Regions from separate parts of the Homo sapiens genome. Here region 2 is linked to region 1. The links are chromatin loops, found by intact Hi-C in ENCODE. Cell type or tissue: IMR-90. All regions are shown on one strand. Links, peaks and the distances in the headings refer to the core of each region. The heading gives the core; the rest is flanking DNA. Region 1 overlaps SYNPO2 (synaptopodin 2). Region 2 overlaps METTL14-DT (METTL14 divergent transcript).

Region 1 (15,587 bases), core at 3,901-11,900:
CAGACACGCTGGCTTTTATTTCATTCTTCAGACATGCTAAGCTTGCCCACCTCTCAGAGCCTTATGTTCTCACTTTGGGTTGAAACATACTTTTCCTAAATCTTTGCATCTCTGCGTCTTCATTACTCAGGTGTCCGTTCAAATAGTATCCCCTAAGAGAGGCATTCTCCAACGACCTTTACTAGAGCAGCCTCCACCCATTGCTCTATCACGTTAGTCTATTTTTAACTTCCTATATAGCTCTAATTTATCTTATATTTTTTGTGTTTATTGTTAGCATTTTCTCTCTAAATTCGTAAAGCTCTCTAAGGTCTTTCACATTCACTGCTGCCTGCCTGCATCTAGACTACTACCTGGCCCAGAGTAAGTGTTCAATAAATATTTGTCAAATCACGGACATACAAATGTAAAACAATAGAAGATAACTAAGTATTCCTAAAATGTTTGGTGCCAAGAGTGATGCAATGTATCACCAGGAAGGCAGGTTTTTTGTTTTTTATTTTTTCTAGCCCTTGTCCATTTTCAGTATATGGCTCTTTAGTGGGTGTTACCTCCATTTAAATCTTGTCTCTACTGACAGAATGAGGCTTTGGGATGTTCAGCCCATCTTGTTGGTCAGAAAGATAAAATTTTTATCTTTGAACTTATTGTTCTGAAGACACACATAAGAGCAATCACCCTGTGTTCGCTTTTGCTCCCTTTCATCAGGTAGTAGATGGCTGGTAACTGATGGTTCATGTGGTTAGACTTTGAAGCATCCGCACAGCAGCAATGGATGAATTCCTGAGAGCAGATGAGCTCACTGAGGGACTGCTTTTTGAAAAGGAGCTGTCAAAGGAAATAGAGAAAAATGATTAGAAAAGTAATAGGAAAACAAGATGAAACTAAGTCTCTGTAGCCCCAGGGTGATAGAAAATAGCCAATTTATAAAGGAAGTCTTGTTAATGCATCTTTGACATACTATGCTTTTTTACTAGAGGCAGATGTGCCTTTCATTAATCAGTGAATAGCTAAAAATGTTCCTGCAAAGCAAAATATAAACCTAGCGATAACGGGTACCTACAGAGAAGGCAAAGTTGGGAGCACATGGAATAATATAATAATAATTAAAGTATTCAGTTCTTACTTTCTAAAAACATTAACCCTGCTAGGACATTTTCCTAATTATAAAGGGTTTTAGAATAGTCCTAAAATCCCTAATTTTTCTAACATTTTTATTAGGAGAACTTTGACTATTTTTAATAGCTCCAAAGTGTTGGAAATAGAGATCATTTTTGTCCCCTTTCATCATGTGTTGAGTGATTGAGAAATCAGCTAGGGAGATTGGCAAAATCAAGAACTGGGAAAAGCTTCCATCTGCCCCAATCTGATCCAGTCCTGCTTCCATGTTTGGAAATGGTTCCTTGAGCTTATCCACATTTTGTTGGCAGCTCATATTTTTGGAGAATGACAAGTGCTTTTCTCCTTACCACCCATTAGCCATAATCTTGGCCTTGGGGAATGCAAACTGTCTGTAATGTTCAGAATCTGAGGGCAAGTAAGCTGAAGACCAGGTGGAATTGTGGGTGCAGCCATGATATAAGAACTATACTGCAGCCACACACAGAGCTTGCCTGGTGGTGGTATATTTTGTCCCATAATATGAAGACAGAAGGGAAGGAGAGGTCATTTTTCAAAGTAATATAGAGAATAAGAGTTAAACATATCTGAGAGTGAACTCAATTTGTATTGCATTTAATTCCAAGAAAAAGGCACTTCTATAACACCTTTGGTGAGAGTAAATTTTTGTGCCCAAAGTCAGATACTTTCCACAAGGCACCCTAGGCAAGTGTCTATCTTATTAGATCATTACAGTGAGTATACAGACCAGTAGTCTCTGTCCCACTGAAATGTGTTTTCATCTAGGAAAAATAAACTTTTATCATATTTGTAATTTCAAAGGTGGGTTAATTTAATAGCACATTCATACAGGCCACCAGACTAAGAAATAATTTTACCTGACTTACTGATCTGTATTATTAGTAATTAATTGCTACTTCAATGCTGAATAAATCTGAAATAATAAGGAAAGCTTATGATGTTTAGACTTTTTATGTATTTAGACTGGACTGAAAAACTTATTTTTAAGTCTTGCATCTTTAACTTTTTTTAGAAGTTGGAGTCTTGTGATGTTGCCCAGGCTGGCCTGGAACTCCTTGGCCTTCCAAGTAGCTGAGTCTACAGGTGTGTGCCACCGTGTCCAGCTCACATCTTTACATTTTTTTAAAAAAATCAGATTTTATTATACTTGTTTATTTTACCAGTTGATCAAATTCTCAGGGAAATGAGGATAAACTGATTTTTAAAAATTAGTTTTAGTACATGCTGTTATGATTTATTTCCATAGTCTATAAAACTTTAATTACAGAGGTACAATCTCAGATCCTCTGACCAAACAACTTGCATTAAGCTTTTTGCATAAAGGCCTAGGAGACTTGTTACTCATATTTAACCATTGCCTCTAGGCAAACTCATAGTAGCATGGAGGCCACAGCTGTCCTGGATACAGTCTGTCCTCGAAATGCAATCAATCAATCAATCAACCTTCTAATCAAATACTGGCCAGGTGATGCATGGCTCTCACTGAGATGGGATTGCATCCTATTAGGACGTACATGGGTTTTGCATGAGGGGGACCACCCGTCAAGATTATCCACCAGGCTTTTCACTCCATTTAACCTAATTCTAGCATATGGAGCAGGTGCCAAGGAAGTTTTGGGGGATAAAGATAAATAATAGATTTTTCAAAATAAGAGATGTGGCTGTGTGTGGTGGCTCATGCCTGCAATCCCAGCACTTTGGGAGGTTGAGGCGGGCAGATTACTTGAGCTTAGGAGTTTGAGACCAGCCTGGGCAACAGGCAAAACCCTGTCTCTACAAAACACACACAACACACACACACACACACACACACACACACACACACACACACACTAGCCAGGTGTGGTAGTTTGTGCCTGTGGTCCCAGCTACTTGGGAGGCTGAGGTGGGAGGATTGCTTAAGCCTGGGAGGTAGAGGCTGCAGTGAGCTGAGATTGCACCACTGCACTCCAGCCTGGGTGACAGAGTGAGAGCCTGTCTCAAAAGTAAATTAAAAAAAAAAACAATTAAAAACTGAGAGATATGGAAAAAATGTTATCTGAGAAAACCATCAGGTTTTATTTATTAGGGTGACATACTATTTCTCTCTCCCTCTCACTCTGCCTCTCTACTTCCACCTGTATCTCCATCTTTCTCTCTCTTCTTCCCTCCCACTCTTTGATTTGATTTTTTTTCTCATTAATCTTAGGTGGTTTCCAAGGAAGAAAGTTTACGGTAAAGCCATTCATTTATTTATTCAATAAATAGTAACTACTGTCTGTTAGACATTGTGCTGGAGATGTAGATGTTCTTACAAACAAGAAAACCCCTGCTATCAAGAAACTCAGTCCAAAGGACTGAAAAAAAGACAAGAAAATTAACCTTTATGTGGAATACATAGTGTGTCCCAGGTGTTAGCTGGGACCTCCTGGCTCGTTGAGATCTGACTGGAATCAGCACAAAGCTTCCATTTCATGTCCTTTCGAAGCCCAAAGGCTGCTCCCAAGATTTCTGTTGCATTCACAGTCAGCTCTGCCCTGACTTCCTGCTTTCTAATGTACTGTGCATCTTGTAGCTGTTCCTTTATCTCTGTCTTGGCATAAACTCAAGCTTGGGAAACAACTCTTTCTCATCTATTCTCCCTCCCCTACACCACACACAAAGCAATCATAAAAACCAAGCTGATAATATATTGCAAAAACTTGAACTGAGAGTTTTTGGGTCATGGGAGAGCACAGCAATAAACTTCAAATGACAGAGGGCACATTCCTGTTATGAGTCCATTTGCCAGCACCCCCCCACCCCAACCAGGGCCTTCTCACTGTCTGCTTTACCCCACACAGCAGCCATATGCCTGCCAATCTTCTCATCCATCTCCCGGTTCTACTCCTCACATCATCCCTCCTGCACTGCATTCTACCCTCCTTCAAGCTCCAGCTCCAGGATGCTCTTGCTGTCTGTTGTACAGAGTAATTCTGTTCTTTTCATGCATCCCCCAAATTCAAATCCAGGCCCACTTTTTTCATACCTAAATCCATCTTGGTGCTTGGGCAAGGAGACTTTTATGTTCCAGGATCTACTGTCTAGCCTCCATAGAAGGCAATTATGGTTACACAGTATTGTTTTTTCTCCTTCTTTACTTGCACTATGATTCATTTATTCAGTCATTTGACAATATTTACTGGATGTCTGCTATGTATCAGGCACTATTATCGGTGCTGGAAATAAAACCGTGTACAAGATGGCACAGGTCCTGTCCTCATGGATTTACATTCTGGGAAGTACGTACAAGATGATATCAAAAAGTAGAGGGGGCTGGGTATGGTGGCTCACATCTGTAATCTCAGCACTTTGGGAGGCTGAGACGGGAGGATCACTTGAGCCCAGGAGTTCAAGACCCGACTGGGCAAAATATGAGGCCCTGTCACTACAAGATTTTTTTTAAAAAAAATTAGCTGGATGGAGACTGAGGTGGGAGGATTGCTTGAGCCCAGGAGGTTGAAGTTGCTGTGAGCCATAATTGCACCACTGCACTCCAGCCTGGGTGACACGGTGAGACCCTGTCTAAATAAATAAATAAGCCCATACCTCATTCTGGGATGGGAGACTATTGTGGATTATGGAAAGCTAAGTCTGATAGGACAACCAGGATTAATCTAGGTGGATCGGAGGGACTCACGGGCAAAAGTTGGCAGCAAAATTCTCAACCATTCATTTGAGTGGATAGAAAGAAACGGGAAATAGAAAAAGTGGTTTATTTGAGAAGGCATTCATCATCGCTCCCTCTGGCTCCTATACCTCAATGCTCAAGCAATACCTTTAAAGCAGAATTGAGGTATGAGCTCTCTAGGGAGAAAGAAAAGGCAGTCTGCCTCCCCATTTTAGCTTCTGGGTAGAGACGATAGATAGAATAGGCTTGTTTGAGTTGGTTTGTCTTTCCCAGAAACCCTGGAGCACAGCTCCCCCACTTACCCTTGTAAACCCCAAGGGAGGACTTCTTCTATATAATCTTGCCTGAAGAAGGAAAGCTAGGGTATGGCAGAAGGTTTGGTCAAGATCCTAAATTGCTGTGGGATTTAGGATTGGACCCCAGGGCTGCTGCTAGTTCATATGAAGCATTTATAAAAATTTAAATTATATAGCTATGTATCATATATATAACATATATATACACACACATACTTCTGGGATGATATAACCCAAAGCTACTGTTTTACAGGGCTTGGCAAGTGAAAGACCCCCCTCCCCTAGTTCCTCCTGTATTGGGTATTACCTGAACAAATGGTGGCCTAGTTTGTCCCAGATTGTATAGATTTTACTAATGTAGGTTGAACAGATTGATGAAGTTTTTAAAGTATCTGAATCTACTCATGTACTTGAAGAGCAGGTCAGCAGGTCCTTCCTTACAAAGCTCTGAATGATTAGTTAATAACATGGTAGTTTTTAAGGAACTGTACCTCACAGTAAGTACATCTTTTTCCTCTTTATCCAGTTACTTAAAATGACAGTAATAATAGTTAACCATTATTGAGCATAATGGATATGTTCCAGACAGGCACTAAATAGTTTACAAAGATTAATTCTATGAATTCTTATAACAACCTTATAACACAGGAGTGTACTATTATTCCCTTCTAATATTTCAGAAAACAAAGGTTTCAGTGGTTGAACTCAGCTACTGAGTTAATTTCAAGCCCATTTTAGCTCCCACTCTATACTGCCCATTTTCTTTTTTCTCTCCCACCCTCTTCTTTCTTTCCTCTACCTCTGTCTCCCTATAGGAAATAAAAGTCTGCGGAGGAACCACGTAAATATGATTTTCGTCGAGCCACCTGATAACTCTACAATTGACCTTTTAGCTCTGACATTCCCTGAGACTGAGTTTTCCAACAAACAACTTCTCTTTGTTGTTTGGGTTATGCTTAAGAGCCAGCGTTCTGAAAATCCTGGCTTCAGGTTTCCAAACTAGCAGGTTGTGCTCAGAGCCTAATCCTTGCTGGATGGTAGCACATTTCATCACACAAAAACCACAGCTCCTCTTGGTCCTTGGCCTGATGCTCTGCAGCTTCTTTGGCCAACTCAACTAAAAGTGCAGTGGGGAAGCCCCATTCATGGTAATTTCCAGAGAACCATTTGCCTCACTTGGGGAAACGGGTATAGCACAATCCCTGATAGTTTCTGGACAAAAAGGTTCCATGTTTTCCCCTATGCTTTTGGCATGTCTTGGATGATTCCCTTTGGTATGAGTCATCTCCTTAAGAAATCATAAGATATACAGCATTTAACTAAAGTTTGTAACACCAGATTCTCTCCAGAAGGTGTTTTCCTTGATTTGGCTTTTTAATTCTTCTTGATTTGAAAAATCTTTATACCAAAAAAAAAAAAAAAAGTCAACTTAAAACATGGACCTATCCATGCAACTTTAAACTTTATTAGAGAATGTCATATAATGAAGACATACAGCTATTCTATAAAATGTCTAACTATGGTGAAAAAATATGTGACATTCAATGTATTAACTTTCAAATAACATAGCTTAGTGCTCTTGGTTATTGGTTTCCAAAGACTTGCTGAGCATTTCCTTGTTTGGCCTTGGAAGAATTTGCTCTGGGATTTCAGCCTGGCCCTTGACTTGCTGAAAAACCACAAGATGTAGAACAAAGAGAGCAGGCTGAGAAGCCAGTTAGTGAAAATGAAAGCAAGAGGTCCTGGCCTGAGGCTTAGTGTGTGTTCTTGAAAGAAGGAAGTTGCTGCAGGGTCAGGAGAATGTCACTGGAGGCCCTTGCACTTGCTAATGCCAATCAGACCTCATGGGCTCCAGGCAAATCAACAAAGTCTGGAGACGAAATGTTTGAATGTAACTGTTACAGCAATGTCCTGGCTCCACAGAGATGTCTTTTCTCCCAGAGGTTACTGTTTCACCATTAACCATTTAACCATTTTCTCAGCCACTCCTGAGCTCCAGTCCACTCTCCCAACTCAGTAGGAAAAGTGAGTGACAGATTTTCTAAATTAGAGCCCAGACTTCGAAAGGTCACAGCTAAGAAAGCACCCATAGGCATTTGCCTTGCCATTTAGTAAAATTTCTGACCATGATACAGTGATGGGGCAATCTAAGAAGGAAAGGGGACTGGATTTGTGTGGGTTTGCAGAGGTTAAAAGAGCAGTGTCTTCTGGGAGTCCCTGGTGGAGGAGTGATGGGTCTTTTTTCTTTTTAAAGAACTTTAAGTATATACTGACTTGCAATGGGTAGAGCAATTTTTAAAATTTCAAATGAATGGCATAACTCCCTTGTGGAGGCCTCTCTTTTCAAAGTTAAAAACAAATTTTTGCAGAAGCAAGCTCAGACTGATTTTTGAGCCCTCCTGCATTTTCCAGGTGGAAATTCCTTGGCCTTTGAACCCTGACTAAAACGTCAGAGATTATAAATCTAACTGCTAAGTATTATGAAATATAGCGTGGCAAAACAAAAACGAAAACAAAACAGAACGAGAAAATCCACAGAACGAGAGGAGTGAGGAGACCACTGTCTTAGCCTCTATGTAGTTGAGCAAGTCCAGGAGTCTTTCCAGGTCAGTTAAAAGGAGGGACACGAATCATTAGTTAACCTCAAGGGGCCCTTGCAGCTCCTAAATTGTATACTCACATAAACACAACACTCTGTCTCTGGTGGGTTACCACTGTTTTATGATATCCTACACTGTACAGCTAAGTTTTGGACCAAGTTTACAAGGTAGTGTTACTCCCTAAAACATTTTTCTGATATATTAAATTGAACTCTAAGTCCCAGAAATGCTACATAGAAATTACATTGCACTTTGTAAAAGTTGTATATGGCTCCAAAACTGCATTAGAGACTAAAAATATATTTCCAAACTCTTACATGCATGGTGTTCGTTTAAAATGGAAAATGTATTTGTAAAAAAGTACGTTTCTCTCCCGATGGTAATACTGGGTTTATATTATCCATTACCAGTGCTTTCACTGCCCTCTGCTGCTCTGAGGAGGTGTGGAGCGCCAGTCTTTTATATCCCATTGGAGAAGGCCAACTTTTCATTTATGGTCATGATTATTAATGTTCACTGGCATATTCCAAGTGTAATACTATCTGACTTGGAAAATCCCAACAATGAGGTAGCCAATGGCCTGAAACCAAAGAAGCACTGTGTTCCTGTGAACCAGGACTTTCTAAAGTCTTCTGGGGTTTTATTAAGTTCTGGGCGTTCTTTCTATAAGGTCACTAATATATGAAAATAGCTGTTATTTTGGAAGTTGATTACAAGGTTTTTTTTTTTTTTGGTAAAATATCAGTTATTGTTTAAAACATGAAAAATTAGTAGAAATGCCAACAAAAATGATTTGAGATGAGAACCTGGCCTCTTTAAAAAGTAGACTGAAGTGTAATAGAATTTCATTATGGGAATGTTCTATTGTTTGCATTTAACTATTAGATGATTAGCATAAGGAAAATATTGAGCACTTTCATTGTTTCAATTATATTTTTCTATTATTAATTAACAGCATTAGGTAAAATTTCTGTTCATTGTCTAGGACTTCTGTTTAATAATGATAGCAAAAATTAATAATCGACATATATGAGCCTTCTTGGAAATGTACTTGTAATTTGTACTCACTTTCCACCTAGCAAAAGCTTTATCTGAAAGCTGTTTTATTCCTGAATTATAAATTATCAACAGATTTCATTCTCTTAACAATTATCTGTCAAATGCCTACCATGTACCAGACATAAGCATGTAGATGAATAAACTACACTTCTACCCTAAGGTGCTCACATTTTATTCAGAACAAAATATAGATAAATAAATGTTTTATTGAGAAATTTCCAAAGGTCTTGCTATCATATGTGCCAATCAAGAGCCCCAGAAGTTTGATTGTTTCTGATCAAGATCTATGACACAGTCACTAGTGAATAACTCTGTCCCTTAGTACTCTTTAATATTCACTAAATAAAACAATAAGTTTGTATCCCTCCAATTTTTTTACTATATACCCTGTAATAACTTGATACCTCCCTTGGATAAGATGCATGAATGCTTTTACCTTAACCACCCCACATATTATTTACAAATTTGTCTGTATATGATAGAAAGATAAATATACTTCCCATAGCAGATAACCTCATTTCATTATTATAAAGGGACTGTAGTAGAAAACTGGTCTTGCTATATCCAATTACTGCCAAAATAGAGAAAGCTACAAACACTCTAGAACCAAGGTGGGTGGATTTGGCCTATGACCACATAGGCTTTCTAAAGGTTCCCTTCATCTCAGAAGCATTTGCACATGCAGAGAAGAAGTCCTTAGAAGAGGACTAGAACACGGTGGGTGCTTTATAACTCCTTGTCAATAAATGAATGAATAAAGTAATCAATCAAAAAGATCACTTTAGTTTTTCTCAGAGAAATGTCAACATGAGTTCCAGAGGACACAGAATCTTTTCATTTGTTTTGACCCCCAATGATACTTTGTCTCCTTAGACAGGCTTGTTGTTAGACCAACACTCTCTGGGGTGGCAAAAAGCTGGGGTCACTTTGGGACTGAGCACATTCTGGTGCTAGTGAAAGGTCCCGTGAGCACCTTCGCTCCTTCTCTCCCTCCGTGTTAAAATGCAATATGTTATTCTTTGACATGAAGATGAATATATGTTATATTTGATTTCTGAGATTTGCTCAGTGTCTTAAGTTAGCTGTTTTGGCTAATGTTTAGTAAATTACTCTAAACAATAAGCAGATAATTATTATGTGTCTTTTAAACTGAAAACAAAGCGAACCCATGACTCTTAAGAACAAGGAGCCAGAATCCATGGATGGTTATGTTATGCCAGTGTTTTCAAGACAGCAGAGGACTGGGCAACTATCTCAAAGGTCCCAAATGTTGAAGGCTTAGAGTAGCTCTCCTACATCCCACCATCCTTTTAGGCTTTAACTTGAAATGATCAGTTTTACTCACAATGAAGATGCACTGGACAATGTGACTTAGACCTGAGGCTAGAATGGCGCTTCCATATCTTTTAGGAATTAATGTTTATTACATTAAAGCCAATGGGTCTCCAGTGAAAGGGCAACCTGACTTATTCATTCATAGACAGCAAAGCTGGCCTGGAGAACAAAAGCTAGCTGGGCCTGCTAGGGCAGGGTTTGCCTACTTTCTGGGTCCTGAAGCACAAGTGAGCGCATCATCTGTGAACACAGTGGTCTGAGGCAGTAAGAGAAAGACCTGGCCAGCTTTTCCTTTTCAATGCAGTAACCATGGTCTCTGAAAAATAATGGCTCAATGACTCAGTCTCTCTTTAATCAAATTAGCTACTCTTCCCATGCCGAGAAGTGACAGGAGAGATCCAGAAGTGTTATGTTCTCCCATCCATGAGAGGGGTGGACATTCCCTCTTTTGAGAAAGTGTAAGAAGGAAAATAATGGTTTCTTCAACATCACATAATTCTACAGGGATAGACCTCATAGTGTGGTCCCAGTGAGCGTCATAGTACTCTACAGTGGTCTTGAACAGCTTCGTAGGCTTACATGTAGAACTCTATTTAATCTCCACAGAAATTCTATGTAGGAGTTATCCTAACTTCTGACGAGAACTTCCTCAGAACATAAAAGAAAGAGAGGAGACAGAATAATATTTAACTATACTTATAAAAACAATTCTGAGGCCGAGTGCAGAGGCTCATGCATGCCTGTACACTTTGGGAGACAGAGGTGGGAGGATCACTTGAGCCCAGGAGTTTGAGACCAACCTGGGCAGCATGGGGAGACCCTGTCTCTACAAAAAAAGAAAGAAAAAATAGCCGGGTGTAGTGGTGCGTGCCTGTAGTCCCAGCTACTTAGGAAGCTGAGGTGGAAGGATGGCTTCAGTCCAGGAGGTGGAAGCTGCAGTGAACTGTGATTATGCCACTGCATTCCAGCCTGGCTGACAAAGGGAGACCCTGTCTCAAAAAAAAAGAAAAGGGAATTCTGAGATTTCAAGCAGAATCTGATTCCCTTACATTTCCCCAAATAGGAAAATAAAACACTTTTTATGTATTTTTTTCTTTTCCTCCAAGCCCTTCAAACTGTAAGGGCAGTTTGTCTAAACTAACTCAGAAGGGAAACGAGCAAATTTGTCTCTTAGGTGCTAGCTTTGTTTTTTCTCCATCACTTCTAGCATTGTCCTCTTAGGATTGTTGTCAGGTTTACAGAGTCAGCAAGGGTGAAACTGTTTTGCCCACTGCCTACAATTTTAAGTTATACATCTCTAAGTTTAAATCTAGTTCTGTGACCTTGGGCAAGCTACAAAAATCTCCTCAAAGTTCAGTTTACTTTTCATCACATAGTGAGTGCTTAATAATTTCAGTGTCTTTCATTTGAAAATTGGAAACAAATTAGATATTACAGGATCAGAAATACATATTTTGTAAGCTGGCTATCCCCGCTTGCTCACCTGCTTTTTCTCCCCATTCACACCACTTTTTCACACCAATGGTCCCCACTTATTATAACTCAACTTATGATGTTTCAACTTTACAATGGGCTTATACATGCATTAAATGCATTTTTGACTTATGGTATTTTTTGATTTATGATGGGTTTTGTGGGACATAGTCCCATTGTAAGTTGAGGAGCATCTGTAGAGTGAAAAACGTTTGAATTTTTGAGTAAGTCAGAATTATAGAATTAGTAATTCTATATTATTATGTGAATTCTGTTAATTATTATATGAATTCCATCAATTATAGAATTATTAATTCAAGGATTCTATTATACTATTATTAAAATTATAGTACCTCAAATATAAGACTTTCTCAGCATTTTAAAAAGTAGTTTTATTATACATATATACGTATAATGATTCTAGTAAGGCACACACTTGCACTAAGTGTGTGCACACAGAGGTCAGCTTCCTTTCACGGTGGTGCTGATTTTTAAGAGAAAGCCACAGCATAGCACGTATGATATGATACTGGCAGTTTTCGTTTCTGTGATGAGTGAGGATGAATTAATCCCTGTGCATGTCAGGTTTGGCTAACCACCATAAAAATTTCCCTTCACCAAATGTAAATATGTATCTTGCCAAGTACTTTCCACTTACTTTTTAAGCTTCATGTTTTTATTGGAAATTTAACCCATGCGTGTTGAGTTATTTACTGAACTCGGAATACTGTTGGGCAAATGCCAGTTCATAGCCAAAAAATTCCCTCCCCACAAAAGAACCCACCATAAATAGCCACATTTTTTTCTTCTTTCCTTTCATTTTCCTAACCACAATTTTGGATATTAATTAGTATCAGAACTAAAAGAAGCCTAGTTTGGTCCTGAAGTTACATAAAAGCTATATAGGCTACACCAATCAGTAGCCACTGGACATAAAACCTAAACAAACCCCACTGAAATAAGCAATCTAACATCACTCAGAACATAGTTTAACACAAGTAAATTCTTCATTGACCTGTTTTAAGATTCTTCTTTCTTCACAAAAGCAGGAGTCAGGTATTATTGTTCCCATTATACAGCTGAGGACGCTGACTTAAATCATCAACCTGCTTATCTTGGTCATATGATTTTAATTTTTGAAAAGAGAGTTGAGAATGAGAGTTAAACATAGCTAAATATTAAACCTGGACAATAATTATGTTTGAGCTAAGAAAAGAGGCATTTCTACAACACCTTTAGTGGGAGAGTAAATTTTAGTGCTCAAAGGGAATCAGCCGTAGCAAGTGGCATCTGTAGCATTTCTCAGTGGGATGAGATAGAAAATCTCACACAGGTATTGTATCTCAGGCCTTAGAGATTCCATACCTAGTTGTAGTGGTGGCTCTTTTTAGAGCCAAGTTATATAACAGGCTTTCTTGTTTGTGAATATACAGTCCATCCTTGACTCTCTTGCCCATCCTTGGCCACTGGCCCAGCAGAGGCCTAGACCCAGAATATTGTGGAAAACTGGATTTCTTGCCAGATTAGGTTTGACTTCCCTCACAGTTCACTTGTCCACACCTATGACTTCTCCCACATCTATCCCTAATTGATATGTTCAGCCTTGATTTTTCATTTGTCTTCTAGTCTTAATTCAACAATTTGATTGATTTTAACACATCCCTTTGCTTGGATACTTGCTAGCAATGTTCTCACATACAATCAATGTTAATACTGAAAATTTTGAAAAGAGAGCTGGGATTTTAGGGTTTCTTTCCCCAGATTTTGATTCTTTCCCTATGTTTCTTTCTTCTACCAACAGCATCACCATTATTAGGACTTTAGATTCATCCTTGACTTCTGCTTCTCTACATACCCTATCTCTCACTAAGGTGCAGTTTGCTTCAAATGTTGTCTCTTACCTCCTTCCTGGGGTTATTACAGATAACTCTAATCCAGGCTCTCATCACGTTGTTTTTGCAGAACTTTAATGGTTTCCTTGTTTCTCTATCTTCAGTCATCTCCTGTCTAGTCCATCCTACACACTGACTAATCTCCCTAGAGTGCTTACAAACCAATAATAATTTCTCATCACTACTGGATGAGAGCCAAGTGTTACATTCTGGCATTCAAAACTCTTTTCAATATGGTTCTACCCCAGTAATCCAACCTTACTTTCAATAACCTGTCACACACACCTTGCACCCACGTGAGGCCACCCTCTGCACCTCCAGGAGTACACCAGACTCTTTCCCACCACTGTTCTGTCATACTTATCTTATGGGCCACATATCGCTCAGTCATTGGGCTAAAGGAGCTAGACAAAGACCAGCACACAGAGTAACAAATAATTTGGGTGACAGATCCCAAAATCTATGTAGTACTACTGCTAGAAGGAAGACTAATCAACAAGTAGAATAGAGTTTGGGCACCTATGGCAACAGAAAATTTGGGGTTGTCTGGGCAAGAAGTTCCTTTCAGAAAAAGCCAAGCTTTAAGAGTGGGAATAGGCTGGCATATGAATGACAAACAGAGATGAAGGATCCAATACAACCATTATGAGGAACTTAAGGATACACACAGACAGGACTTGGGATATCTACTAACAAGTGGTAGCAGAGTCCAAGCAATCAGGCGAAATTCAAGAGCAGGACTTTCACCCCCAGGAAGGAGGAGGAGGTGCAAGGGGAAATTCCTGTCATAGAAGAGCTGGGTTACCACACAATTTATTAAGGGCACAATTAAGTCACAAAGAGTAAGACACACAGGGATATAGTTACAGGATTAGTTCCCTAGCACAAGGCAGAAGCCTAATCATCAAAACTTGGACTCTGGATCAGAGCCAACCAGCATTAAGTGACCCAGTCTCATACCCCAAAAAACACAGGGCTAAGAATATGTGCTCCACAGCCTGAGAGGGAATCTACCATAGTAAATGCCTTTGAACTTGAATTTCATTCTCCTGCCACTAGCTGTATGATCAGACACAAGTCCCATAACTTTTGTGAGCCTTACTTTCCTCAAAGTCAGGAGAAAAATAAATATTTTACAGATTTGTTGCAAAAATATAAAAGTGCCGGCTATGGAGACTGCCATTTATTAATAGACTCCCTGTCCCCTACCAGAGCTTTTGAAATCTTTCTTGCCCAATAACTGGATTGACTCTAGTGACTTTGTGTCCAGAATTGGTGGGTTCTTGGTCTCACTGACTTCAAGAATGAAGCCGCGGACTCTCGCGGTGAGTGTTACAGCTCTTAAGTTGGCACGTCTGGAGTCTGTCCCTTCTGATGTTCAGATGTGTTCGGAGTTTTTTCCTTCTGGTGGGTTCGTGGTCTCGCTGGCTCAGGAGTGAAGCTGCAGACCTTTGCAGTGAGTGTTACAGCTCTTAAGGCAGCGCGTCTGGAGTTATTCATTCCTCCCGCTGGGCTCGTGGTCTCAAGAGTGAAGCTGCAGATCTTCGCGGTGAGTGTTACAGCTCATAAAAGCAGCGTGGACCCAAAGAGTGAGCAGTAGCAAGATTTATTGCAAAGTGCAAAAGAACAAAGCTTCCACACTGTGGAAGGGGACCCTAGCGGGTTGCCAATGCTGGCTAGGGCAGCCTGCTTTTATTCTCTTATCTGGCCCCACCCACAACCTGCTGATTGGTAGAGCCGAGTGGCCTGTTTTGTCAGGGCGCTGATTGGTGCATTTACAATCCCTGAGCTAGATACAAAGGTTCTCCACGTCCCCATCAGATTAGTTAGATACAGAGTTTCCACACACAGGTTCTCCAAGGCCCCACCAGAGCAGCTAGATACAGAGTGTCGATTGGTGCATTCACAAACCTTGAGCTAAACACAGGGTGCTGACTGGTGTGTTTACAAACCTTGAGCTAGATACAGAATGCCGATTGGTGTATTTACAATACTTGAGCTAGACATAAAGGTTCTCCACGTCCTCACCAGAGCAGCTAGATACAGAGTGTCGATTGGTGCACTCACAAACCTTGAGCTAAACACAGGGTGCTGATTGGTGTATTTACAATCCCTGAGCTAGATAATAAAGACTCTCCACGTC
Region 2 (15,587 bases), core at 3,788-11,787, 290 kb before region 1:
CCCTTCCTTAATTCACAATTTTTCTCCCTCTTTTCAAGGCATAGTGCTTTGATTTATGAATTAGTTCTATGTTTCTGTTTTCTAATTTATTAGTTTCTGCTTTCTTATTTATTTATTTTGAGATGGAGTGTCACTCTGTTGCCCCAGTTGGAGTGCAGTGGCATGATCTCGGCTCACTGCAACCTCTGCCTCCCAGGTTCAAGAGATTCTCCTGCCTCAGCCTCTCAAGTAGCTGGAATTACAGGAGTGCGCAACCAAGCCTGGCTAGTTTTTGTATTTGTAGGAGAGACAAGATTTCACCATGTTGGCCAGGCTGGTCTGGAACTCCTGACCTCAGGTGATCTGCCTGCCTCAGCCTCCCAAAGTGCTGGGATTACAGATGTGAGTCACCATGCCTAGCCTTCTTTCATATTTATTAATACATTATTTCCACTTTCCTAAGGATAGTTGTTGTTCAACCTTTACTAGCTTTTTTGTTGTTCATACTTAATACATTTATTTTTATTGTGCTATAGCTATTTCCCACATGTGATTTTTTTTTTTTTTTTTTTTTGAGATAGGATCTTGCTCTGTTGCTGAGGCTGGAGTGCAGTGATATGATCATGGCTTTCTGAAGCCCTGAACTCCTGAGGTTGGGTGATTCTCCCACCTTAGACTCCCAAGTAGATGGGATTACAAGAAGTACCACTATACCTGGCTATTTAAAATTTTTTTTTGGCGTGTGTGGAGATGGAGTCTCCCTATGTTGTCCAGGCTGGTTGTGAACTCCTGGCCTCAAGTGATCCTGCCACCTTGGCATCTCAAAATGCTGGGATTACACATGTGTAATATTTTTATTATCACTATTTTCCACATATTCTGGAAATTTTATTTGGATTTCTTTTTTTTTTTTTTTTTGACAGAGTCTTGCTGTGTCATCTAGGCTGGAGTGCAGTGGTGCAATCTCAGCTCACTGCAACCTCCACCTTCTGGGTTCAAGGAATTCTCCAGCCTCAGCCTCCTAAGTAGCTGGGATTACAGGCATGCGCCACCAGGCCCTGCTAATTTTTGTATTTTTAGTAGAGACAGGGTGTCGCCATGTTGACGAGGCTGGTCTTGAACTCCTGACCTCAAGTGACCTGCCCACCTTGGCCTCCCAAAGTACTGGAATTACAGGCATGAGCCACTGTACCCGGCCTGGATTTCTTTTTGACATAGAATTATTTAAGAGAAAGCTTTTAAATTTCCATGCTGTAATTTCTAGTTTTGTTGTGTCATAATCAGAGAATATAATCTGTAGCATTTCTACATTCTCTACTTTGCTTAGATGTTTTTGGGGTGGGGTGTGTAATATGTACTCAATTTTGTAAACATTTTATGGACATATAAATTTCAATGTTTACTTTTTCAGGCTATAGGCTTTGCTACATAATTTTTGTGTATTTTGTGGTCCTCATATAGATTTTTTAATTATCTTTTTGCTGTGATAGAGATTAGAAGGGTAAATTAATGTCTCATTTACCATCATTTTTCTTTCTGTATCTCTTTTCATTTCCTGATGCTTTGGCTTTATGAAATCTTTATGTATAAAAATTGTGCACACATATCTTTATGCACAGTGTTTTGGATTTTACCCTTCATAATGAGCTTTTTTCTCTCCTTTGAATTTGACCTGGCCTGGTGTTAACAGCCCAGGTGTAAAATTCCAGTGAGAAAGAAGTCTGATGAGGAGTCAGTAGGATCTTTTGGTTGCTGAGAACTGCTCAGTACCATGGACAGCTCCCTGCACTCCAGGAAACATCCTGATTCAGTGTCTTGAGTATTGTGAAGCACAGTTAGAGCGGAAACATGGAGAATCACCTTAAAATGGCAAATTGGCTTCTGGTCTTGCATAAGACTTCATTGAGGCCTAAGGGGCTATGCAGGTCTACTGTCCAAAGTACAGAGGTTATTCCTAGTGTCTTTAATACTACTGTCCCTTTAGGCAAGATTATCCTTATGATAAGGGAGACTGAATTAAGCTATTTTGGCTGAGGCATATTTTTATAAATTCATCCAATTAGCTTCCCTTGTTGTAGTTTTGGCTCACCAAACATTGTTCTGATTATAATTTAGCATCCCATATAATTTCATCTGCAGGGAGAGTCTGTACTAGGCATGACAATGCTTACATATCAGCCCATGTGACTGCAAGAGTCTCAGTATAATTTGATAACATGGCACTCAGATTCTAGACATTATTCTCTGTGTGCTTAGTGAGTGTGATGACATAACCTTCAGAAAGATTCATCCTTTCTCACATATTGATAAATCAACTTTTACATCTACAAAGTTGAAAGCCAGAAATTAAAACCTTATTAATTCACTAAGGCATCCCTATGATGGCAGTCTTCCAACTAGCTCCATTCTGGGGCACTCTGACATCATTGTACACTTTCCAATGAAAGCAGGGAGTGTATGTGATTAAAGGGAGAGCCCTGTGGCACTCCTGAAAAATCTCCCCTCCCAGTTCACATTGACTTATTAACCAACACTCATGATCATGTGAAACTCTAGAACTGGATCTGGATGCCTGGCAGGATGACATGGTGTGAGGCTCAAGCAGCACTGTGGGAATTCAAGCATCTGTTTATTTCTGAGAGAAAAAGTGTAAAGCAAAATAATATCTTTTAACAAACGTTTGTATTTGACTAAAAAGGAAGCAAGCACTTAATTTATGAATTTGCTAATTGCTCTTCTGAGCTGAGAATATCTGTGTTGAATATTAGTCATTATCCAGATTTGGCACAGAATAATCCCGAGGGTTAAATGACATTGTTCCTACAGTGGGCACCTGAAGACTGGCTATAAAAGCAATCCTGGCCAGGGGCGGTGGCTCACGCCTGTAATCCCAGCACTTTGGGAGGCCAAGGTGGGTGGATCACGAGGTCAGGAGTTTGAGACCAGCCTGGCCAACATAGTGAAACTTCATCTCTACTAAAAATACAAAAAAATTAGCTAGGCATGGTGGCAGACACCTGTAATCCCAGCTACTTGGGCGGCTGAGGCAGGAGAATCACTTGAACTTGGGAGGCAGAGGTTGCAGTGAATCGAGATTGCGCCAATGCACTCCAGCCCCGGCGACAGTGTGAGACTCTGTCCAAAAAAAAAAAAAAAAAAAAAAAAAGGAAAGAAAAAAAAAAGAAAAAAAGAAAAAGAAAAAAAAAGGAAAAATAAATAAGTAAGTAAATAAATAAATAAATAAATAAATAAATAAATAAAAGCAACCCTAACACTACTGAGGCTATTGACAGTGGCACTTTGCTCTTCTGTTAGGACCTTGGGAAATTTTTTTCCCCCTGAATACAGTATAATAAACTTGGTTCTTATTTCTCTGTCTCTCCCCCTCCTTTTCTCTTCCCTCCCCACCACCACATGCACACACACAAACAGACAGATTTGTTTATATTTGACTTTCTAAAAACCTGTTACTAGAAAGGCACATTAATACATTTCTCCTGTGCTGATAGTAATCAGGCAACTCTGGTTTCCATCAGAGGCAATTTCTTACGTATTAAATGCCAGAAAAAGGGCATCGCTCCATTTTTGTAGAGAGCCTTTCTTTATGAAGACTAATGACCACATTAGTTAGTCAGTCAGTCAATAATACTTACCAAATGTCAGTAGAGCAGAAGTGAACACCAACAGAAAATCACATTTTACAAATGCAATTTACTTGGTATCCTAACATGCCATGTCATAATAATTATTGAGGCTTTTCTTCTCTGCTGCATTGGTCTAATGAATGTGGCTAGAAAAATATGGGTGCGCATACATTTGACTAGGGGTATGCAGAGTAAACAAATAAATAACTTCAGCTAATAAAGTGCTATATAAAAATAAAAGAGTCATAATACAAAGTGATGAGAAAGATAAGCTACTTTACATATGGTGATGAGTGAAGGCTTCTTGGGGAGGTTGACATTTGAACTGAATCCTGAATGAGGAGAAGCTAGTCCTGCAGACATTGGGGAGGGGCCTGCATATACAAGGACCCAAAGTGAGAGGGAGCTGGTTGTTTGAGTTGGGTGAGAATATAAACAAACAGAAAGGAGTGTAGCTGTAGTTTAGTGCATCACAGTGAGATGGAGGGAGGTGGGAGTTAGTGCACCAGGGTGAGTCCAGATGGGGCAGGTTCTTGTAGACTGCGGTAGAGTTTGGATTTTATTTTAAGTGTGAATGGGAAACCTTTGGGAGATTTTAAGTTATGAGGTCACATGACATAAGGGAGACCAACTGAGTGAGAGATGATGGTGGTTTGAAGCTTGGTGATAGCTATAAAAATGGAGAAAGGTACACACATTTAGGTTATATCTTGGAGATGGTGCTGACAGGACCTGCCAATGGATTGGACATGGGAGGAGAGGGAATGAGAGAATGCACATATTTCCACACATAAAATGTTAACTATTATGTCATACCAAATGCATGATTCAAAAAGTAAAACCTAAACTTCATCAAAATTAAAACTCATTCCGTGAGGCTGGGCGTGGTGGCTCCCCCTGTAAACCCAGCACTTTGGGAGGCTGAGGTGGGCAGATCTCCTGAAGTCAGGAGTTTGAGACCAGCCTGGCCAACATGGTGAAACCCTGTCTCTTCTAAAAATACAAAAATTAGCCAGTTGTGGTGGTGGGAGCCTGTAATCCCAGCTACTCGGAAGGCTGAAGCAGGAGAATTACTTGAACCCGGGAAGTGGAGGTTGCAGTGAGCCAAGATCACACCACTGCACTCCAGCTTGGGTGACAGACTGAGACTCTGTTTCAAAAAAAAAGAAAAAAAAAACACATTTTGTGAAAGACTCTGTTAAGAGGGCAAAAAGGTAAGCTACGGACTGGGAGAAAATACTTGAAAACCACATATCCAACAAAGGACTAGTATATGGAATATATAAAAAATTTTCAAAACTCAACAGTATGAGAAAATCCAATTAGAACATGGACAAAAGACATGAAGACATATTTCATGCACACAGTAACACAGATGCCAAATAAACACATGAAATGATGCTCAACATCATTATTCATTGGGGAAATGCAAATTAAAACCACAAGCTATCAGTTTGGTAATGAATTCCTATAATTTTATATTGCTTTGGCATCCACTTTAAATATAAGCTGGGCTTTCTCACACCAGAGGCAGGACTCCGTCACCTTGGACACAGTTTTCGGTTTGGTGCTCCCTTCCCCCAGTTCCTCAATGTGGTGGATCCAGATATCTGCCTTATACAACTGCTCTCTGGTGACTACTTCACTAGGTGGTGGCTAGATGCAGGCTGCTTGACTGGCCCTGCTGATACTCACACACGGAACGAACTATTCAGACATGCCATAGTGACTACCTCTCTGTCAGTGTGCAAAAAAGAAATATGCAACTACCATGTAACCCAGTAATTGAACTTCAGTCATCTCTTCCAAAGAAATGAAGACTTGCATTAATACAAAAACCTGTACATGAATGTTTATAGTAGCTTTATTCATAACAGCAAAAACTGGAAACTATTAATATATGTCTTTCATTGAGCAAATAGTTAAACTATGGTACATACATACATACCTCAGTCAGTGTGGCCCCCTGGAACTCATGCCTGCTTGCTTTAAATCCACCAATTAAATTCCCTGCTGGAAACTTGTTTGGATAGCTCTCTGGACCCAATAAGGGTGCTGGCCCACAGGTCCCTTTCTCTCCCTGACCTCTGCGTATATGGCCACCAGGAGTGTCATGAGCCCTCAACCTGTAAGTAATAAAATCTTTATTTCCATCTTTGTCTCTCCTAATCATTGAAAGTGTGCTCTCTGTCTTAAAAATCCTAAATTGAAACAAACTTACATCTATTAAAACGAGTAAAATAGGCCAGGCACACGTCTGTAATCTCAGCACTTTGGGAGGCTGAGGCGGGAGGATGACTTGAGCCCAGGAGTTTGAGACCAGCTTCTCCAACATAGTAAAACCCCATCTCTGCAAAAAGAAAAAAGAGAAATCAGCCAGGCATGGTGGCAGATGCCTACAGTCCTGCTACTGGTGGCTGACGCCCCACCCTACTTCCAGCACTGAGGTGGGCAGTTCACTTCAGCCGGGAGGTCAGGCTTCAGTGAGCCTTGATTACACTACTGAATTCCAGCCTGGGCAACAGAGAAAGACCCTGTCTCAAAACAAACAAACAAAGTAAAATAAAAAAACAAAGACAATTAAGGCTAGAAAGGATGTAGAGAAACTAGGTCATTGATACGTTGCTGGTGAGAATATAAAATGATACAGATGCTCTGAAAAACAGTTTGGCAGTTTCTTTAAAAAAGAAATATGCAACTACCACGTAACCCAGTAATTGAACTTCAGTCATCTCTTCCAAAGAAATGAAGACTTGCATTAATACAAAAACCTGTACATGAATGTTTATAGTAGCTTTATTCATAACAGCAAAAACTGGAAACTATTAATATATGTCTTTCATTGAGCAAATAGTTAAACTATGGTACATACATACAATGGAATACTGTTCAGCAGTAAAAAAGGAATGAACTATTGATACATGCAACAACCTGGATGAATCTCCAGAGAATCATGCCGAGTGTAGAAAAGATAAGCCCTAAAATACATACTGTATTATTCCATTTCTACAGTATTCTTGAAATGATAAAATTACAAAAATAGAGAACAGATAAGTGGTTATGGGTAAAGGAGAGGGTGGCAGCAGGAGGGAAATGAGTGTGGCTATAAAAGGGCAACATGAGGGATGTTTGTGGTGATGGAAGTGATCTATCAATGCCAGTATCTTGGTTGTGATATTGGACTATAGTTTTGCAAGATATTATCACTGGGGAAACTGGATAAAGGCTACATGGGATCTTTCTGTGTTATTTCTTACGAGTGTATGAGAATCTATAATTATCTCAATATAAAAAATTTACCTTTTTAAAAAAGTTAACCATTTGACATGGTTCTAATACATATCTATATCTATATCTGTATCTATCTATCTATCTCTCTATCAATCAAATAACATCTTTCACTTAAATGCACCACAGAATTTGTTGTGGAAGTTTTGGCTAGGGCACAAGGTGAGTAAATGCAGTATTCGCAAGTGAGGATTGAGACCACCTGGTTGCAGGACTTATAGAAGAAGTAGAGCATAACTAGCTGTAAGGCTTTAAATTACATTATCCACTTTGAAAGTCTAAACTGGTTAAGCATTAGAGCTGGAGGAGAAAATTTTTGGAAATTATTGTTAGGCTGTGATACCACCCCTCTCCTCAAGAGGAGGGGGTAGCAGGCAGTCCCTTTTCACCATAATTCAAGGGAGGAAGCTTAAAGAGACCACTAGAAGAACTTAAGGTCTTGGAGACATCGATGTGTTGACCTCTCATTTGGAAAATCCAAAGAGCTAGAGTTGGTTAGTTCCTCAGGGGGTAGAGACAAAAAGGGGTAATGTGAATGTTTAGAGGAGCCATTTTGTAATAGGATTTTTGGTTTTCCTTAATTCCAGCAGTAAAATAAATATTACTTCCAGGTTTGCTGGGGACAAACTATGTGGTTTTCCCATGAACCAAATGTGGACCACTCACTTAAAGCCAGCATGAATCTTGTTAGGTTATGCTCAAAAGGATGGCCCATAAGGGTAAACAGTCCCTAGAGAAAGAATCCAGGTAAATAAAGGTCCAGAAGAAACAGAGATGCCTTAATCCTTGTCATGGGAACCCACAGGTTGGGTAATGTGGATCTTGGAAGAACCCATGAAAATGTTAATGAGAAAAAGAGTTAATTTTAAATATCTGTCAAGTCCAGAAAGTTTCAATGCTAGATCATGAAGAAAGTATCAGTTTAGTTTGAGCATTTCCCTTAAGCTGCTTCCATTAAATCTTCTCCTTCCCCACACTCCAAACCTGGGAAGCACTGTAGGCCTGGTGAAACCAAAGTTGGCGCATAACCATGGGGAAAGAAGGGAGCAGCAGAGATGTGTCCTCTTGTCTCTACCTCCCAGACTGCTGGTATCATGCCTGCAACTGGCCTGGAAGTGCGGCAGGAGAGAGAAGCCTTAATTCTGTAGCCAGAATTAAATTTTAACCTCATATTTTGGTTATTAAACTGAGACTAAAGGCTAAATAATCAAATAACTATTTCTAATATTTAGGAATGAACACAAAATGCATAGAAGACTGCTTAAGTTTACATTCAGGGGAAGAGGAAGAACCAAATCCATAGAAAGGGCAGTAGAAGAAAAATAATTTTTCTTAATTTTACACTATGAGTCCTACTTGTTCAATATTCTGAATAAAAAGGTTCTCTTCCTATATATCTTAGCAAAATTTTTCCAGATTATACGCTAGCATATATATGTGTGCACACATGTGTATACATACATACATTATGTGTTTCCCACCATAGTATGAATACAATATCTGTTTCCAGCAGCTGTGAATGTAGACTTAGATACGGATGTGGTAGAAGTGCTCCTTCATAGTACAATTTCCAGTTTTCCTGAATACAGTACTACCAATGTGAAACTATATTTTTGCTTGAGATAAGTATTGCCATACACAAGGTTCAGACTTCAGAGAAACAGCAAAACAGTTGGAAGGTTAAGTTGGAATCCAGTTCATATCCAGGATGAGAAGATATCCAATTTATTTCTTTTCAGTAAAGCTTTTCGAGTTTCTGTGGCCACTAGGTGAAGCTGTTTTTCTCTGCTAAATTTCACCAGAATCAACATGTTTTGGCTTATTGTACATTTGACCCATAAATGGATGGGAGAAAAAAACAGTAGATGTAATTCAAATCAGAGGGAATTCTAAATAATCAATGTCTGACCGGTGAATACTAATTCTGCATCACTCATAAGTTATTTGATATAAATGCCCAGAGGAGAATGCTGGGAAGCCCACAATGAACAGCAATTCCAGTGATTACTTTTGGATGCACTCATTCATAATCTGAAACAGATTTAGTGTGTTTGCCATAATTAGTTTTATTATCTTTCTCCTGAGCATATGTACAAAGATTCTCTTTCATATTCACTCAAAACTTAATTCTTTGAGGTAAAAATTATGGTATTTGTATTGGCTATAATAATGTGACATACTTCTAAAGAATGTATACAACTAAATCCATTTTTATGGTCATCTAGTATAAAGTAAAAAAAAATTTTAGTAATTTTCTAATTTATAATAACATATTTTTAATGGCACAAAGTTTACCATTTACAAACAGTAGTTTGTAAATTTTTAGACCAGATCTTTTATTGTTCTGGGTTATAAAATGATATAAATATTTAAAATCCCAAACATATCATTAATAAAAATAAGTAGGACTTAATGATATTATATTTTCAGTGTCTTTGAATGCAAGCTCTATTTTTGATTCATCATAGAATGCACTTCCTTTTTCTGATTGTTTTTACCATTTCAAACTTAACTTAGGGAGAAAATACTCAACTTCAGGGAAAGAATTAAGTTGTAAAAACAAACAAACTAAAAACACAGTGTTAAAGTATTCAGACAGTTTGAATAAGCTACATCACAGAATTTCATATTCTTTAAACACCACAAAGTTAATGCCAAGAAGTATTTGCCTGATAAACAATTTCATTTCTTATGTAAGTATGGTAACTTATTAGAGAGATCCCTACAAGCAACTTATACATACAGCTATTTCACTTACCTTGACAAGTTTTTAACTAGCCATTTTCTGTAATGCATAGAGATACAGTGACCTGCTAAAGAAAATAAATTACAAAAGAGATAAATTACAAATTACAAATAAATTACCTTTTTTTCTTTTCTTTTTTTTTTTTTTTTTTTTTTTTTTTTTTTTGAGACGGAGTTTTGCTCTTTTGGCCAGGCTGGAATGAGTGCAGTGGCACAATTTCAGCTCACTGCAACCTCCACCTCCTGGGTTCAAGCAATTCTCCTGCCTCAGTCTCCCGAGTAGCTGGGATAACAGGTACACGCCACCATCCCCAGCTAACTTTTGTATTTTTAGTAGAGATGGGGTTTTGCCATGTTGGCCAGGCTGGTCTCGAACTCCTGACCTCAGGTGATCCACCTGCCTCGGCCTCCCAAAGTACTGGGATTACAGGTGTAAGCCACCATGCCTGGCCTACTTTCATTTTAAAGGTATATTTCATTTTACTAAATTTTTTATCCCACAAATATTTAAGATAGGTGCATTATTAATATTTTTTTAGATAGGAATAAATTTACAGGGAATGTTTCAGTAATTTTATATAAATAATAAAACTTTTATTGAAAGTAGTATTTTATATGCATTTCCTTCCTAGTTATAGGTATTTTTAAAGCCTATTACTTTTCTGTCTTTAAAAATGTCGTAAACTTTTTTTTTTTTTTACAAACTTGTAATGCTATGTAGCATGAATTAAAAAAATTCAGGATAGGCCAGGTGCAGTGGCTCATACCTGTAATCCCAGCACTTTAGGAGACCAAGGCAGGAGGATCGCTTGAGGCCAGGGAGTTTGAGATCATCCTGCATCACATAGTGAGACCCCTGTCTCTAGAAAAAATAAAATAAAAAATTAGCTGGGTGTGGTGATGTGCACCTGTTGTCCTAGCTACTTGGGAGGCTGAAGTGAGAGGATTACTTGAGCCCAGGAGTTTGAGATTATAGTGAGCTGTGATCACACCACTGTACTCCAGCCTGGGCAGCAGAGCAAGAGATTCTTTTTGAGGAAAAAAAAAAAGAAGAAAGAAAAGGAAAGAAAAAAAGAAAAAGAAAGAGAGAGACACAGAAAGAAAGAAATAGAGAGAAAGAGAGAGAGAAAGAAAGGAAGAAAGAAAGAAAAAGAAAGAGAGAGAAAGAGGAAAGGAAAGAAGGAAAGAAAGAAGAGGAGGAGGAGGAAGAAGAAAGAAGGAGGAGGAGGAAGAAATTCAGGGATGAGTCCACTTGTTGGACCTTGTGGTAGTCACCTCTGAAACTGTTATTTTGGTCTCAGAAATAAAGTAGAATTGGGATCAATGACATTTATACATTGCCCAAACCATGTCTTTCTTTCTTGTCTCATTCCTTTTTCTATAAATCAATTTAGAAAAAAATCTTCTCCACACTGTCTTTTGGTTTGTCCTTTACTTTTTTGGTCTTTCAGTCTATTAATGACACAATTTGTGACTACCTGTCTTTCTCCTCTTCAGATTGCTTTCCTTTATGCTATACAATGCTATGTTCTTATTTTCTAAGTTTTTTGTAGTTGTCATGAGAAATTACCTTGATGCAATGGTGACCTACAAGTACACTACAAGGCAAGCTATCCCGGAAGTCACAAAACAGGCTCAAAGATCAAATTAAGATGTTTGAATCGCATAGTTTATTAAATCACTTTAAAGCACATAATCTGAAGCAAGAGGAAAGCGATGGGGTAACTTTCACACTTAGGATAGGGTTCAAGTGGGAAGGACCACACGAGGTGAATCCTGAGTTATGCTACATTCATACATCCTGTGTCTCTCTCCATCTGCGGCATCAGCCTTCTTCACTGATGGTCAGATTGAAGTTTGAGCCAGGTCAACAGACAGAAGGTGCTTGGGGCCAATGATACACACTTGCTCTATTAAAGAGAGACAGTGACAAGTACGCCTGGCCACAGCCATAACTTGTCAATCAGCCTGCAAAAAGCTATGGGTACTATAAGGATTTCTTAGGTAGAGCACATGTGGGCCCAGAGTAGGACCATAAGTGGCTGGTATAAGTGGCTGGTTCTTTCCATCCCTTTCCATCTATAAATAATATAGTAATATAGTAAATATATTTAATATAGTAAATATAATAAATACAATAATACAGTAATATGGTAAATATAATAATATAGTACATATATCAGTCTATATTTAGTATATTATGAATTCTACCTATGTCTCACAAGCTACTCGCTTACTCATTATCTGTGCTTAGCACATCCTATGGGATTAATCCACCTCATTCTGTGCTCTACTACAGAACTGAACTTTCTCAATTAATAGAGCAAACTCATGTTACACTAATCAACCTTTAAATATTTTCTCATGTATGCAGTTAAATGTATTGACATTACTTGTAACATTTTTGTATTATCTTATTCTATTTACCTTGTCATTTCTCACTTTCCTTACAGTTTTTGTCATTTTGAAGAAACCAACAGGGATGTTTGGTGCAAATTCCCAAAATAATTCAATCCAATTCAATTCTCCACATTTCCATTTGACATTGATATACAGGCTGTGAAATATACCTCTTCTTACTTTACGTTCCAGAAAATCAAGCCTTTAAAATTATTTTTACATGGCTGGGTGCGGTGGCTCACACCTATAATCCCAGCACTTTGGGAGGCTGAGGCGGGCAGATCACCTGAGGTCAGGAGTTTGAGACCAGCCTAGCCAACGTGGTGAAACCCCATCTCTACTAAAAATATAAAAATTAGCCAGGCGTGGTGGCTGGTGCCTGTAATTCCAGCTACTTGGGAGGCTGAGGCAGGAGAATTGCTTGAACCTGGGAGGCGGAGGTTGCAGTGAGCCGATATCGTGCCATTGCACTCCAGCCTGGGCGACAACAGCGAAACTCCGTCTCAAAATAAATAAATAAATAAAATAAAATTATTTCTATGTAATCGCAGTATCCTTTAAAAATGTATTGACAAGTGATGAGAAAACAATCTTCATTTCTGTTTCTTATGTAGTTCGTTAATTTGACATATGAGGCTTGATAAACATTTTCTTGTGCCACACATGCACTAGACCTCAGCAGTTGTCCTGTTGAGCACAATAAATTCATGAACTGGGGAGTCTTCTGCATTTAATGACTATAAATAAAGCTCCAAGGATGATGTAAAATGCTAGGGGCTGTCTTCCAATTTCTACCCAACATAGGTACTCACAGTTTTTCCAACAAAGCTCAGAAAAGTTAGCGAGTTATCCTCAACCAACAGGTTCATCAATAAGCATCTACTGAGTGTCCATTCTTCACAAGGCACTGGAAGAAAACAGAACTTATCACCGGATTCTGACACTCATTTTATCTTATGTGTATGCCTGATAAAAACTTTCTGCTTACAAAATGTATTTTTAGAAAAGTCACTTTGGAGCCCATCTCTTCATTGTAGGAGAATTTTCTCTTACTCAATTATAAATTTACAACAAGTACAAGAAAAAAAGCCATGTTTAGGAAAAAAGACAAAACCTTAATGTGCTTATAAGATTGGGTAGATAAAGGAGAATAGAGCAGGCTGAGTGTTTTAGGCCATTCTTGCATTGTTATAAGGAATAATATATAAAGAGAAGAGGTTTAACTGGCTTATGTTCTTCAGGCTGTACAGGAAGCATGATTTTGGCATCTGCTTGGCTTCTGGGGAAGCCTCAGGAAGCGTACAACCATGGCAAAGGCAAAGAGTGAGCAGGCATGTCACATAGCCAGAGGAGGAGCAAGAGAGACAGAGAGTGGGGCAAGGGGAGGTGCCACACACTTTTAAACCACATGATCTCAAATGAACTCAGATAGAGAGTTCTTATTACCAAGGGAATGGCCCAAGCCATTCATGAGGGATCTGCTCCCATGATCCAAACACCTACCACCAGGCCCTACCTCCAACATTGGGGATTACAATTCAACATGAGATTTGGTGGGGACATACATTTAAACTCTATTAGTGAGGTAGCAAATTATTGTATAAAATGCTAAGTGGTTTAGGAATTTATCCCCTTGAACCCAGACATATGCTATCTAATATGGTAGCTACTAGCCAAATACAACTTATTACATTTAATTAATTACAATTAAAGATTCAGTAATCTTTATTTTAAAATAATAATACACTAGCCACATTTTAAGTGTTCTGTAGACACATATGGCCGGTGGCTACCATATTGATTAGTATAGAAATAAATGTTAGTAGGACATTTCTATTATTACAGAAAGTTTTATTGGATAGTGCTGTCCTAGATATTGAGGAAATATAAAAAAATTTTGAGCACAGTTTAAAATGATAAAATTACAATTTTCCACAAATATCTAGGAAAAATTGGATAGACTGGAAAAAGATAAGACAATTAGGATACGAATCAGAATACATGTCATCCACAGGTTGTGGTTATAGAAATGAAGAATGGTATGTGTCAGTGGTGCAACCAGAAGCAGAACTACAGTCACAGAGCAGATATGGAGGCTGAAGGAGAGGTGGAATGCTTCTTGTTTAGGAAAATGGGTGGATATTGACCCTATTTTCTGAAATAGGAAATGCCAGAGGAGTGAAATTGATTTTTTTTAGTGGATGATAAATTTAGGTTTTATTCATGTTGTTTGAGATTGTCTTAGTCCAGTTGTGCTGCTGTAATAAAATACCACAGACTGGGTAATTTATGGAGAACAGAAACGTATTTCTAACAGTTTTGGAGTCTGGGAAGTCCAGGATCAAGTTGCCAGCAGGTTTGTTGTCTGGTGAAGGTCCAGTTTCTGCTTTCAAGATGGCATCTTGAATGCTGCAACCTCCAGAGGGGAGGAATGCTATTCTACATGGTAGAGGGTAGAAGGGCAGAAGAGGAACTCTCTCTGCCAAACCCTTTTTATAAGAGTACCTAATCCCATTCATGAGGGCAGAGCCGGTTATAACTCAATCACCTTCCATACACCACACCTCCCAATATTGTTGTATTGGGGATTAAGTTTCAAAATGAATTTTTGGAGGAGACAAAAACCTACTGCCAGCCTCCACCTCCAAACTGGGGATTGCAATTCAACGTAAGATTGGGCGGGGACTTATATTCGAACTGTATCAGTGAGGCAGCAAAGTATTGTATAAAATGCTAAGTGGTTTAGGTATTTATACTCTCGAACCTAGACATGTGCTGACTAGTACGGTAGCTACTAGCTATGTAAACCATAGAAGAGATTGTGGAGGGCATTCTAGTAAGATGTATAATAGGCAACTAGCTACACAGGCAGTCCCTAACTAACATAAGTTCCACTTACGATTTTTTTTTTTTTTTTTTTTTTTGAGATGCAGTTTCGCTCCTGCTGCCCAGGCTGGAGTGCAATGGCGCCATTTCAGCTCACTGCAGCGTCCGCGTCCCCAGTTCAAGCGATTCGCCTGCCTCAGCCTCCCAAGTAGCTGGGATTACAGGCGCCCAACACCTCGCCTGGCTAATTTTTTTATTTTTAGTAGAGATGGGGTTTCACCATGTTGGCCAGGCTGACCTCCTGATCTCTGTTGATTCGCTGGCCTTGGCCTCCCAAAGTGCTGGGATTACAGGCGTAAGCCACTGCGCCTGGCCCACCTAACGATTTTTTGACTTACAATGGATTTATTGGGACATAGCCCCATCATAAGTTGGGGAGCATCATGAGTTGTAGAGTATAGGTTTGGAGGAGTCAGTCTCCAGGAGCTTGGGGAGAGATGCATAAGTTATAATGTGGATCTCTCTTTACTTCCTTAAATTAAGTGCCTAGAAGTAAATTGCTTCTTCAAAAAGTATGGATTTTATGTGAGGACTTCCGAAATTTCTTCCCCCTCTTCCTGCCACACACACCCCCTAGTGGCCTTTATGTTGTCATAATGAACAGATGTTACTGATGGGCTTGTAAAATTCTCTACAAGTATGCTG

What was found. A loop is a pair of places that touch in the nucleus more often than their neighbours do. Peaks named below come from ENCODE experiments on the same cell type or tissue, not always from the same donor. Only the 100,000 strongest peaks of a DNase experiment are listed, where the experiment ranks them.
Region 2: it touches region 1 in a loop (4-fold over the local background); 7 of 110 quality-filtered maps call a loop at or near these places.

Annotation. Positions count from the first base shown.
Region 1 is chr4:118,961,369-118,976,955 of GRCh38, forward strand. The region is part of intron 1 of SYNPO2 (synaptopodin 2); the gene reads left to right. It overlaps SYNPO2-AS1 (SYNPO2 antisense RNA 1), which reads right to left. Exons shown (of 3, transcript XR_939120.3): 3 at 514-828. Among named protein-coding and RNA genes, the nearest start is that of SYNPO2-AS1, 16 kb to the right of the region's middle. RefSeq lists an enhancer at 6,699-6,748. In IMR-90, for the core only: a CTCF peak has its summit at 8,120 (motif pointing left); DNase peaks (open chromatin) are centred at 6,333, 6,773 and 8,153; H3K27ac peaks cover 1,815 bases.
Region 2 is chr4:118,667,621-118,683,207 of GRCh38, forward strand. METTL14-DT (METTL14 divergent transcript) reads right to left here. Exons shown (of 7, transcript NR_125930.1): 3 at 12,869-12,963; 4 at 10,424-10,518; 5 at 9,670-9,724; 6 at 5,879-5,973. LOC124900768 (a long non-coding RNA gene) reads left to right here. Exons shown (of 3, transcript XR_007058248.1): 3 at 12,110-12,185. Among named protein-coding and RNA genes, the nearest start is that of METTL14-DT, 9.9 kb to the right of the region's middle. In IMR-90, for the core only: a CTCF peak has its summit at 8,696 (motif pointing right); no DNase peak of the experiment used is centred there.